Linked DNA regions of Homo sapiens: region 2 is linked to region 1. A link is a loop called in an ENCODE intact Hi-C map of the cell type or tissue named here. Cell type or tissue: adrenal gland. All regions are shown on one strand. Each heading gives the region's core, and the rest is flanking DNA. Links, peaks and the distances in the headings are about the cores only. Region 1 overlaps LINC01091 (long intergenic non-protein coding RNA 1091). Region 2 overlaps LOC105377407 (a long non-coding RNA gene).

Region 1 (5,387 bases), core at 255-5,254:
GCCAATGGTTTCCTTTAGGTTAAAAAAAAAAAAATTATGGTTGACTCTTTTTTTCCCCTCCATCCCCTTTTCTAATAAGCATGTGTGATTTTTTTTAGCTGAAATATTTATGTGTTATCAAGATGAATCACATCCAAGTTTTATTCATAAAGAAACTTAATCAGTAGAGAGTTTAACAATGCACTTGTCAATTATAAATTTTTTGAAAGCCAGTTCTTATGTTAAATTTATAGAGTTGAGCGTCAACTAAAACAATCATTACCCTTGACAAAATTCTAATCAATGATGAAAACTGTTATGCAAAGTTAAAGAGAAACCTTGTCACCTTTAGTGTTCATAAAATCCTGGGAAAGAAACATAAGGCATATTCAGGTTACTGTCCTAGACTTCAAAAAAGTGGATATTTTAATGTTTTTTTTTTAATTTTAAAACATACATGATTCTACAACCTGGTACCCTGAGAAACAAAGGTGGGTCAAGAGGGTTAGGAGTGGTCAAAATGGCCCTGGTGCCTGAAGGCAGTAAGTTCAAGCTATAATGGGGCCGAACAGTCTGTGGGAAACAAGACCTAACTCAATCTTAGAGGATGACAAAGTAAAATTTTCAAAAAGCTAAACCAAGATTCTCATATAATCATGTGAATTGGTGTCAAAGTCTTATTTAGCTCATTAATGAGGGAACCAGTAAGAGATAAAGCTGGCTCCAAGGTCATTTGAAGAATTGGGAATTCATGGACATCTCTAAAAGATGAATTCAGAATAGGATTATTAGTTAGATACGAAACTGATTAATGTCCCAGAAAGCAATAAAATTATAATATTTGGGTTATCATTTATACTACACAGTTACCATGTAACTTCATGATGTCTAAACTTTAATCAACTAGTAAATAACAAAATTAACACAAGTGCGATCTTCTAAAGAAGTAAATAATCCATGAATGATACAGACAAATAATGCCATTGATATCACCTCTGTTTTGCCTTATTTCTATGTGTTGAAAAGTTTTTCTTAGAAGGGGTAAGAAAGGTTTTCCAAAGAAGATGATGTTTAAGCTAAGATTAGAAGACAAGCAAGCAGTCTAAAAGGGCAGGCAAGAGCATTCCTGGGTGAGGGACGTGCATGTTCACCAAAGGAAAGGAAATGGATTTATAACTAGGAACAATTATAAGGACCCAGAAACTTGTAAAATAGCATTAAGGGCCAGATGCAGTGGCTCACACCTGTAATCCCAACACTGTGGGAAGCCAAGTTGGGAGAATCACTTGAAGCCAGGAGTTTGAGACCAGCCTGGGCAATAAAGCGATACCCCATCTCTATTTTAACAACAAAAAAAATTTTAACTAGCCAAGCACCATGCTGGGTGCCTGCAGTCCCAGCTACTACAGAGGCTGAGCTGACAGGGTCCTTGGAGCCCAAGAGTTCGAGAGTGCAGTGAGCTAGGATTGCACCACTACACTCCAGCCTGGGTGGCAGAGCAAGCCCCTGACTGTTTAAAAAAAAAAAAAAAAGTGTAAAGGCAGCTAATTAAAGTCTGATTTTCTTTCCAGCAGTCTTGTTCCTTCCAGTTCATTCTTCAGACTCCAGCCAGTGTGATCTTTCTAAAGAGCTCATTGAAAATCTGATCCTTTCAGCCATCAGCCTACAATACTCCACTGTCTTCCCTTTGCCTACTGAAGAGCCATACTCCTTAGATTGGCTCTCCATTCAGACCCTTCCTAACCTGCCTTGCTAACTTCCTGTGATGCAGCCTTTCTAAGTCATTTACAGTTTCCAGCCACTGTCCTGCACTCCTTTCTACTCCTTGACTGACTTTCTCACTGTCTGCCTAAATCAGTAATTCGCAGCCCTGGTTGCACATCAAAATGACTTGAAAACTATGAAAAATTACGGCTGCCCAGCTCCCAGCTGCAGATCAATTAAATCAGAATTTCTGAATGAAGATGGATTTCTAGCTTCAATGTATTAAAGCTGCACAGGTTATTTTAATGTGCAGCCAAAGTTAAAACGTAATGATATCAAAGGACAAAGTAGAAAAGGCACTGGCTTATTCCAATTCCTTCTTCTCAAAGCTCTCCTTAAACATCATACTCTCCATGAAGCTCTCCCCGAATTCCTACTCCCACTTCCGCACATTAGCCATTTCATTCTCGGTCCTCCTGAAGCACTTGGGACATATCTCCGCTGTATTATATCAGATTTTCACCGTGAGACTAATAGTTTAATGATAAGTGATAAAATTCCTCAAACACAATCCTTAAACAAACAGTTTAATCAAATGACTACATCAGAATTCTGAAACCAAAACAGAGCACTTTAAAACCACCAATACTGTCTTTTTAGCTTTTTGATAAAAAAAAAAAACACATTGAAAGAAAAGTTTCTATATCATATGTGTACAGCTTGCTGAATTTTTCGAAACTAAACACAACCTGTAAAGTAGCCCTCAAACCTCCCCAGTATCACAAAAATCTCTACCACTCCTGCACTCTCTTCCCCATGACTGTTCATCCTAAGGTACTATGAGCCTGACTTCTAACATGGTAGATTGATTTTACCTTTTTCCTACTTTATAAAAGGAACTATCCAGTATGTAGTCTTCTGTAGGTTTCTTCATTCAGCATTATGAGACTCACTTACATTGCTGCATGTATTGTAGACCATTCACTGTTATTGTTATATACTAACCCATTTTTTGAAGACGGTACAATTTACTTATCCATTCTACTGTTGATGAATACTGCTTATTTTCCAATTTTTTGGCTATTATCAATGGACTGCAGTGATATCCTAGCACATATCTTTTGCTCATATGAATGAATTTTTGCTGGGTATATACCTAAGAGGAGAATTACCTAGTTATAGGATATGCATATGCTCCCCTTTAGTAGATACTGCTAAACCAGTTTGTAACAAATTTTCCCTTTGATCTGTCCTGTATAAGAGGGCCAGTTCCCTCACCAATACTTGATAGTTTCCATCATTTTTATGTAGCCATGTTGGTGGTATCCCACTGTGGTTTTAGTTTACAGAATTGTTTAAGTTTAATACAATTGAGCACCTTTTCATATGTTTATTATACACTTGATTGTCTCTTTTGTGAAGTTTTTGCCCACTCTCCTATTGGGCTGTTGTTGATTTTTCTTAATAATTGTGAAATTTGCTAACATATTATGGAGATAAGTCCTTTGTTAGATATGTGTACTGCAAGTACTTTTTCCACTCTATAATTCAGTCTTTTGAGAAACAGAAGGTCCTGCTTTTATTTACTCTATTGTATCACTATTTTCTTGCATGTGAGGGTATTTGATTCCTATTTTAACAAGTTTGCCTACTCCGAAGTCAGAAAGATGTTCATCTATGTTTATTCTAAATGTTTTATAATTTTGTCTTTCACATTTAGATCTACAGTCCATCTGGAATTGACTTTTGTGTACATGATATGTTTTTTGCCATGTGGCTATCTGATAAATGCAGCACTATTTACTAAACAGATAATCCTTTCCCCTCTATACTTCTATCATAAGCCATTTGAACATATATGTGTAGGTGTGTCTCTGGACTTCCTATCTTGTTCCAATGGTCAGTTTGTCCACTCTTATGCCAATGTCATATTCTCTCAATTACTTACTATATCTTTAAAATAAATCTTGACATTAGGTAGCTTTATTCTGCTTCAAGTTTGTCCTGGTTATTCTTAGCCCTTTGTCTTTTCACGTAAATTTTAGAATCAGCTTATCAAATTTAACTTCCTTTAAAAATCTGCTGGAATTATTATTTTTATTCCATTGACTTTATCAATTAATTTAGAAAGAATTGAGATATTAGCAGTATTGAATCTTCCAATCCATGAACACAGTATTTACTTAGGTCTTCTTTAATTGTTCTCAATAATATTTTAAAGTTTTAGATGTAATGATATTGTATATCTTTTATCATACTTGTTTCCAGTTTTTTATGTTTCCTACTATCACAGTAAATGATATTTCTATCTAAGGTCCCCAAGAGCATCTTTCGGTTTGATGATTTGCTAGGTGGACCCAAAGGACCCAGCATATGGTTATATTCATGAATATGATTTAGAGCTACAAACAGATGCAAAGCAATATCAACAAAAGGAAAGGGAGCATTGGGTGAAGTCTAGATTACACCAAGTACACGCTTCAAAAAGTTCTCTCCCAGGAGAATCTCACAGGATAAGCTTAATTCCCCCAGCAATAAATTGTGAGGTACAGAATGTTGTCTACCAGGAAAACTCACTGGAGATTCTGTGCCCAACATACCAAAATTCCAGACTCCCAGAGGGAAACAGATGTTCAAAATATACCACATTGTTTGCACACAGTATAGATACAGTGAAAAACTCTTATCAGCTGGGGTCATGAGAACCCTGTAGAAATCCAAGTTCCCATATGCCAGCTAAGGGCCAACCTTGCAAGTAGGCCATTTTGGAGATAAGCATTCACAGGTGCTCTAAATTAACTATATTCTGAACAGTATATTTTACAATTTTTATTAACTATTCATTTTTTACTGGCATATATTAATACAATGGACTTTTATACATTGATACTATATCCAGTGAACTTGTTAAATTCACTTATAATAGTGTACATGCAGATTCTTTTAGATTTTCTAAGTATACATCATGTAGCCATTGACTTTCTTTCAATATAAATTTGTGAACTCTTTCCCCATATTGAAACAGAAGAATGTAATGATTTCATTAAGCTACAATTTTCTATCCATTATCATGTAAACATGGTGTGAAATATAGTTTAAAAAAAAAGAGTTGAATATTTCCTTCCTCTTCCAAACTTACAAAACCAAAAAGATAGAGAGCTTCAGACATTCACAAATTTTAAAAAAGCAAAAAGGTCTACTTATAGTCTTTGGAATACACACCATTTAGCTTTATGAATCAGAGACATTATGGAGAACAATTCTTTAGGTATCAATATATGATATTTTTAATTTGGTTTGCAATTGGAGATAAAGTTATCTTCTCCTAACACAGGTTATGGAGCTCTGCTCTAGGCAAGTATGGAATGGTAAGCCATTATTTTCCTATATCCTTTTATTAACCTTTACAATCATTTTATTCTTTCTTTGTAACTTTTTCTTTACAAGAAGGGTAGGCTTTATTAACATTTACTAATTCAGACTATCTTATGCAAGTGACATAAACCTCCATAGTTTCAGCAAAAAGAAAATTTTATCATAAAAAAAATGTTTTGTAGAACCTATGAATAAAATGGAGTCTGTGGCTTAAGAACAACCAAAACCCTCGTAACTCTCTAGCCAACCCCATTGCCTATGTATATAATTTTGCTTTCTTCTCTCTCACACTGCAAAGTGCTTTCTCTAGCTCTCTGGTCATATCACTA
Region 2 (5,387 bases), core at 261-5,260, 350 kb before region 1:
TAGACGTTGAAGCTTCTGCTGGTTCAGCATTTTGGTAGAAATTGGGACTGAAACCTCCCTTGTACCCCTTCTACTCTATTTTCCAGATATGATAGAGACCATATGCTCTAACCACAAACCAAGAAATTCAGAAGTTAATAATAAAAAGATAAGTCAAATTATCTTATATTTGAAAATTAGAAAAAAATTTCCAAATAACTCAGGAGTTAGAAATAAATCAATATGAAAAATTCAAAAGACCTAGAGGTGTATAATAATGAAATACTACATGTCAAAATGTATAGGGCTGCATAAGACACCCGTTAAGGGAACATTATATTTTTAAATGCATACATCAGAAATTCAGAAAGGCTAAGAATTAATGAGCAAAGTATCTAACATTTAGAAAATAATAACCAAATATACCCAAATATAACAGAAGAAAAGAAACAATAAAAATAAAAGCATAAATGATAAAATAGAAAATATACATTAGAGTGATGAAAACACAATAGATGGATCAATAAAACCAAAAAGTGGTTGTTTAGAAAAATGACATCAAAATATGCAAATAGTTAACAAGACAATTAAAGACAAAAAGAAAGAAAGCACAAATATTATAAATGGAAAATATGACCAGACTACAGATGAGGCATAAATAAAATTAAAAGATAACAGGAAAATAGTCTCAAGAGACAACAATTTTGAAAATTTATTCAAAATGGACAAATACATTGAAAACTATAACTTACCGAACCAGAATCAAGAAGCAACTAAAAGCCTGAATAGTCCTGCTACTACTAAGGACTTGAAATAGTAGCAAAACAGAAACATTTCCCCAAATTAAACTTCAGGCACAGAGAGTTTTATTTTATTTTATTTAACTTTCAAAGAACAAATTATCCCTAACACATAAAAATTAAAAGTCCACACTCCTAGAATAAAAGTCATTGTTCTGTAGACATTTTAACAAGTCAATGTAAGAAATGTGGCTTTTAACATATTTTGCTGATCAATGACAACGCTTTTCAGTCAATCCGTGTCTAAAAACCAGCCAATCAGTGACAGCCCTACATTTTGAACATCAGCTAACCAGCAATAGACTCATTACAAACCATGCTTCTAAAACTAACATTAACCGAGTTCCACCTGTATGGTAAACAATGACAAACATACTTCAGTAAATAACAGAAAACATTTCAAAAACTAATAGCAACCCACTCCTGCCTCCATGGACAACATAAACCATTCTCTAGGAATGACAACAACCTACATCTGCTCCTATGCCCAACACAAAACAAAACAAACTATTTTTCTAAACTGTATATAAGATCAGAAGATTCTTTTCTCAGTCAAAACTAGACCAAGAATGAGTTCCATAGCCCTTCACTTGGTAGTATTCTGTGGCACCCTCAGACCAATAAGCATGCTATCCTTATACCTTGTGCTCAAATTTCATTTGACCTTCAAATTTGCTGCCAGTTGAGCTTGATTAGAAATAAGCACTGACTTGATTTGTTGCTATTTAATTTTGTTACCAGAGGGTTCATAACCAATAGGTCTTTATATATGTCAATTAGACCTAAATCATGGTATAATATAATTAGGCCTTTTTCTAATTTTCTTTACCATGGATATAGGCCTTTGTATAAAGTAATTAAAACTTTCATTGCAATATTTGATAATTTTTTTTTACTTAAACTTCTTATTCTTTTTCTTCCCTTTTGTTTGACTATTTATCTAAATTTTAGTCTCATATGTTTTTGTTTTAACCTGGATTGTTTTGTGTTGAACATATAAGGGAGTGCTTCTTAGGGAAGCTAGAAGACAAACTTTAGCAGATCGTTAATCTTACCAGGCTGCAATACCTAAAGTATTTAAATAAGGACCTCTCATAGAGCAGAAAAACAAATTCATGGAAATGTTCAGGATTTGCTCCCAAATTCTGAAAAGAGACACTGAGAACAATCTAGTTGTAAGATTCATGAGATTAAGATAACATTAACTAATTTCAAATGGACACTTGACAAACTCTTCCATGAGGCAACCTATCACAGTTGGAACACACTGGCCTTCTTAGTAAACAAACATTAAAACTATATATTTTCTATGATAGCAAAGGACATAATCAATTTCCACTCACATAGTAATTATATTTCTTTGATAGGCCTAGGAAATCTTCCAGATAACAGTCCCTTTTTAAAAATTTAATTTAGATCTTGCTCCATAGCTCAGACTAGAGTAGAGTGGCATGATTATAACTCACCGCATCCTCCACCACTTAGGCTCAGGCAGTCCTCCCACCTCAGCCTCCCAAGTAGCTGGGACTATAGGCATGTGCCACCATGCTCGGATAATATTTTTAAATTACCTTATTTTTTTTTCAAGATAGTGGATTAGAGTCTTTCAGCATGCCTCAACCATTTGGAAATAGCAAGATAATACATAAATATCAACTCTGTGAGCTTTAATTCAAGAAGGAGAATGGGCATCTACCAGAATTGTGAAGGACATCCCAGATTCCAGAGAGAAGAAGGCTAGCATACAGCCACCATGACAGTGAGTGAAGGCCCCGTACGTGAGAGAGGCAGAGCTTCCTTCTATGACTCATCTTTCCACTGGGTATCCAAGCAACCCAGGCCAAGTAAGAGCACTTTGCTTTTCCCAAACCCTGGAGTTAACTTAGGGACAGGCTCAGAGATGCTGTGAGGAAAAGACACCAGGAAAAGCTGCAGATACTTTCCCAGACCTAGGACTGAAATCAGGACACTATTTTTAATTTGGGCACATAAAAAGTCAACTATTCTTTGGTGACCCAGCAGTGTGGCTGCACAGGCATTTCAGTCCCAGGCCAGAGATTGGAGCATCTCCTCTGGAGTGGTGTAGGGGCCTCCATAGCCAGAACTATGGAAAGTGCCTCAGCAGTAGGCACTGGAATTGTGCTCTCCCCTGTAACAAGCCTGAGGCAGGAAGAGAGCTACTACAACTGCAGTTTCTCCTGGATGACAAGACTTGCAGCCAGAGCCAGCTTAGCAAAGTGGAACTGATCTGCATGTGCCATTCCTGGATGCCCCACGCTGCTCCCCTGAGATTGTGGTGCAGCGGGGCCCTTTCTTCTCTACTACTAGGCAGAAATCCAGTCATTTAGAGTACCTGTTCATCTGGTTCAGTAGCCTGAGCCTCCACACCCTTCCTGTGCAGAATTCTTGGTTCAGAGTGCTCCTCTTTGCTCCATGCCCAGGCAGATCACCAGGCATTAGGAGCATCTGCTTGTCTGGCTCAATAGCCTGAGCCATTCTACTTTTCCTGGACATATATCATGATGTAGCAAAATCCTCCCTGTTCTATGGCCAGGCAGATCTCCAGGCATTTAGAGCACCGGCTTTCCTGGTCCAGCAGTTTAAGTTGCCCCACTACTCCAGTATGGAGATCTTGGTGCAGGGGTGCCCTCTCTGCTCCACACCCAGGCAGGTATCCAGGCAACTGGAGCACTCATCTTCCCCCAGTCCCCATGCAGATAACTTGGAACGGAGGAGATTTCCCAGCTCCATGCCTTGGCATACCTCTGGGTGCCTGGTCATCACACACTGGATTCTCCCTTGGTGCTAGTGTTTGTGCCTTCCGTCAAATCTGCAGATGGACCTTCACAGTCTGACACCACCGTTTGTGGCTTCCATGTCCCAGGCTTCAGCAGAAAGCTCAAACCACTGTGTTTCCCATGAATCAGCCCTTTGCCTGAGGCATCAGACAGCTTCTGCCAGTAAATAAGGATCAAGTATATATCCAGCTATGTTGACTGTAGCCAGCTCTTAGCTGTAAGTGCCGTCTAGGGGCTTATAGGACAAACTGCACAGCCCAATATAAAACTTTCTAAAAGAAGTGCATAGGGTACAGAAACAAAGCCAAAAGACCCTACCCAGCATTCTCTATAGTCACATGCCCTAGAGACAGGGGGAAAAAAAAGGGAGAATAAAAAGATAATAAAATAATAATAATAATAATAATAATAATAATAACAACATTATAGGAAAATTTTAAAAAGAAAAAATCCTATCCACACAAAAATAATTACAACAATTAGAAGTACCAGCATCTACAGATCAGAAGAAACCAGTGCAAGTATTCTGGGACCATGAAAAATCTGAATGTCATGATAACACCAAAGGATTGTACTAGTTCTCCAGCAATTGTCCCTAAACAAAATGGACACTAAAAAATGACAGATAAAGAATTCAAAGCAATAATTGCAAAGAAGCTTATTGAGATCCAAGATAAGGTTGAAAACCAACACAAAGTAACTTCTAAAGCAATCCAGAGAATGAAAGAAAAGATAAACATCTTAAAAAGTAATCCATCAGAGCTTTGGGAATTGAAAAACTCACTTAAGGAAGTTCAAAATACAATTGAAAGCTTTATCAGTAGACTGGACCAAGCAGAAGACAGATTTTCAGAGCTAGAAGACCAGTCTTTTGAACTAACCCAATCTGACAAAAAAAAGAAAAAATAATTTTGAAAAATTAGCAGTCTTCAAGAAATATGGGATTATGTAAAGCAATGAAACTCATGAATCATTGACATTCCTGACAGAGAAGGAGAAAAAGCAAACAAACTGGAAAATATATTTGAGGGAATATATCGGTGATAATATAATTTGGTGATAATATAATTCTATACCTTGAAAATCCTAAATACTCCACCAAAAGTCTCCTAGAACTGATTAACATCTTCAGCAAAGTTTTGGAATAGACAATCAATATACAAAAATCAGTAGCATATCTATACACCAGTAACATTTAAGCTGAGAGACAAGTCAGGAACACAATTGCATTTACAATAGACACACACAGACAGACACACAGACACACACACACACACCTAGGAATACATCTAACCAAGGTAAAAGATCTCTACAAGGAGAACTACAAAACATTGCTAAAAGAAATCAGAGATGACACAAACAAATGGAAAAACATTCCATGCTCATGGATAGGAAGAATCAGTGTTATTAAAGTGGCCATACTGCCCAAAGCAATCTACAGATTCCATGCTATTCCTATCAAATTACCAATGTCATTTTTCAGAGAATTGGAAAAAACTATTTTAAAATTCGTATGGAACCAAAAGAGAGGACAAATACCCAAAGCAATCCTAAGCAAAAAGAACAAAGCTGGAGGCATCACATCACCTGACTTTGAACTATACTGTAAGACTACAGTAACCAAAACAGCATGTACAAAAACAGACATAGAGACCAATGGAACGAAATAGAAAACTCATAAATAAAGCTGCACACCTACAGCCATTTAATTGTTGACAAAGTCAAGAAAAATAAGCAATGGGGAAAGGAATTCCTATTCAGTAAATGGTGTTGGGATAGCTGTCTAGCTATATGCAGAAAAATGAAACTG

Evidence for each region. A loop is a pair of places that touch in the nucleus more often than their neighbours do. Peaks named below come from ENCODE experiments on the same cell type or tissue, not always from the same donor. Only the 100,000 strongest peaks of a DNase experiment are listed, where the experiment ranks them.
Region 2: it touches region 1 in a loop (2.7-fold over the local background); 4 of 110 quality-filtered maps call a loop at or near these places.

The regions. Positions count from the first base shown.
Region 1 is chr4:123,751,813-123,757,199 of GRCh38, reverse strand. The region is part of intron 3 of LINC01091 (long intergenic non-protein coding RNA 1091); the gene reads right to left. Among named protein-coding and RNA genes, the nearest start is that of LINC01091, 100 kb to the right of the region's middle. In adrenal gland, for the core only: no CTCF peak of the experiment used is centred there; no DNase peak of the experiment used is centred there.
Region 2 is chr4:124,102,623-124,108,009 of GRCh38, reverse strand. All of the region lies in intron 2 of LOC105377407 (a long non-coding RNA gene), which reads left to right. Among named protein-coding and RNA genes, the nearest start is that of LINC02516, 450 kb to the left of the region's middle. In adrenal gland, for the core only: no CTCF peak of the experiment used is centred there; no DNase peak of the experiment used is centred there.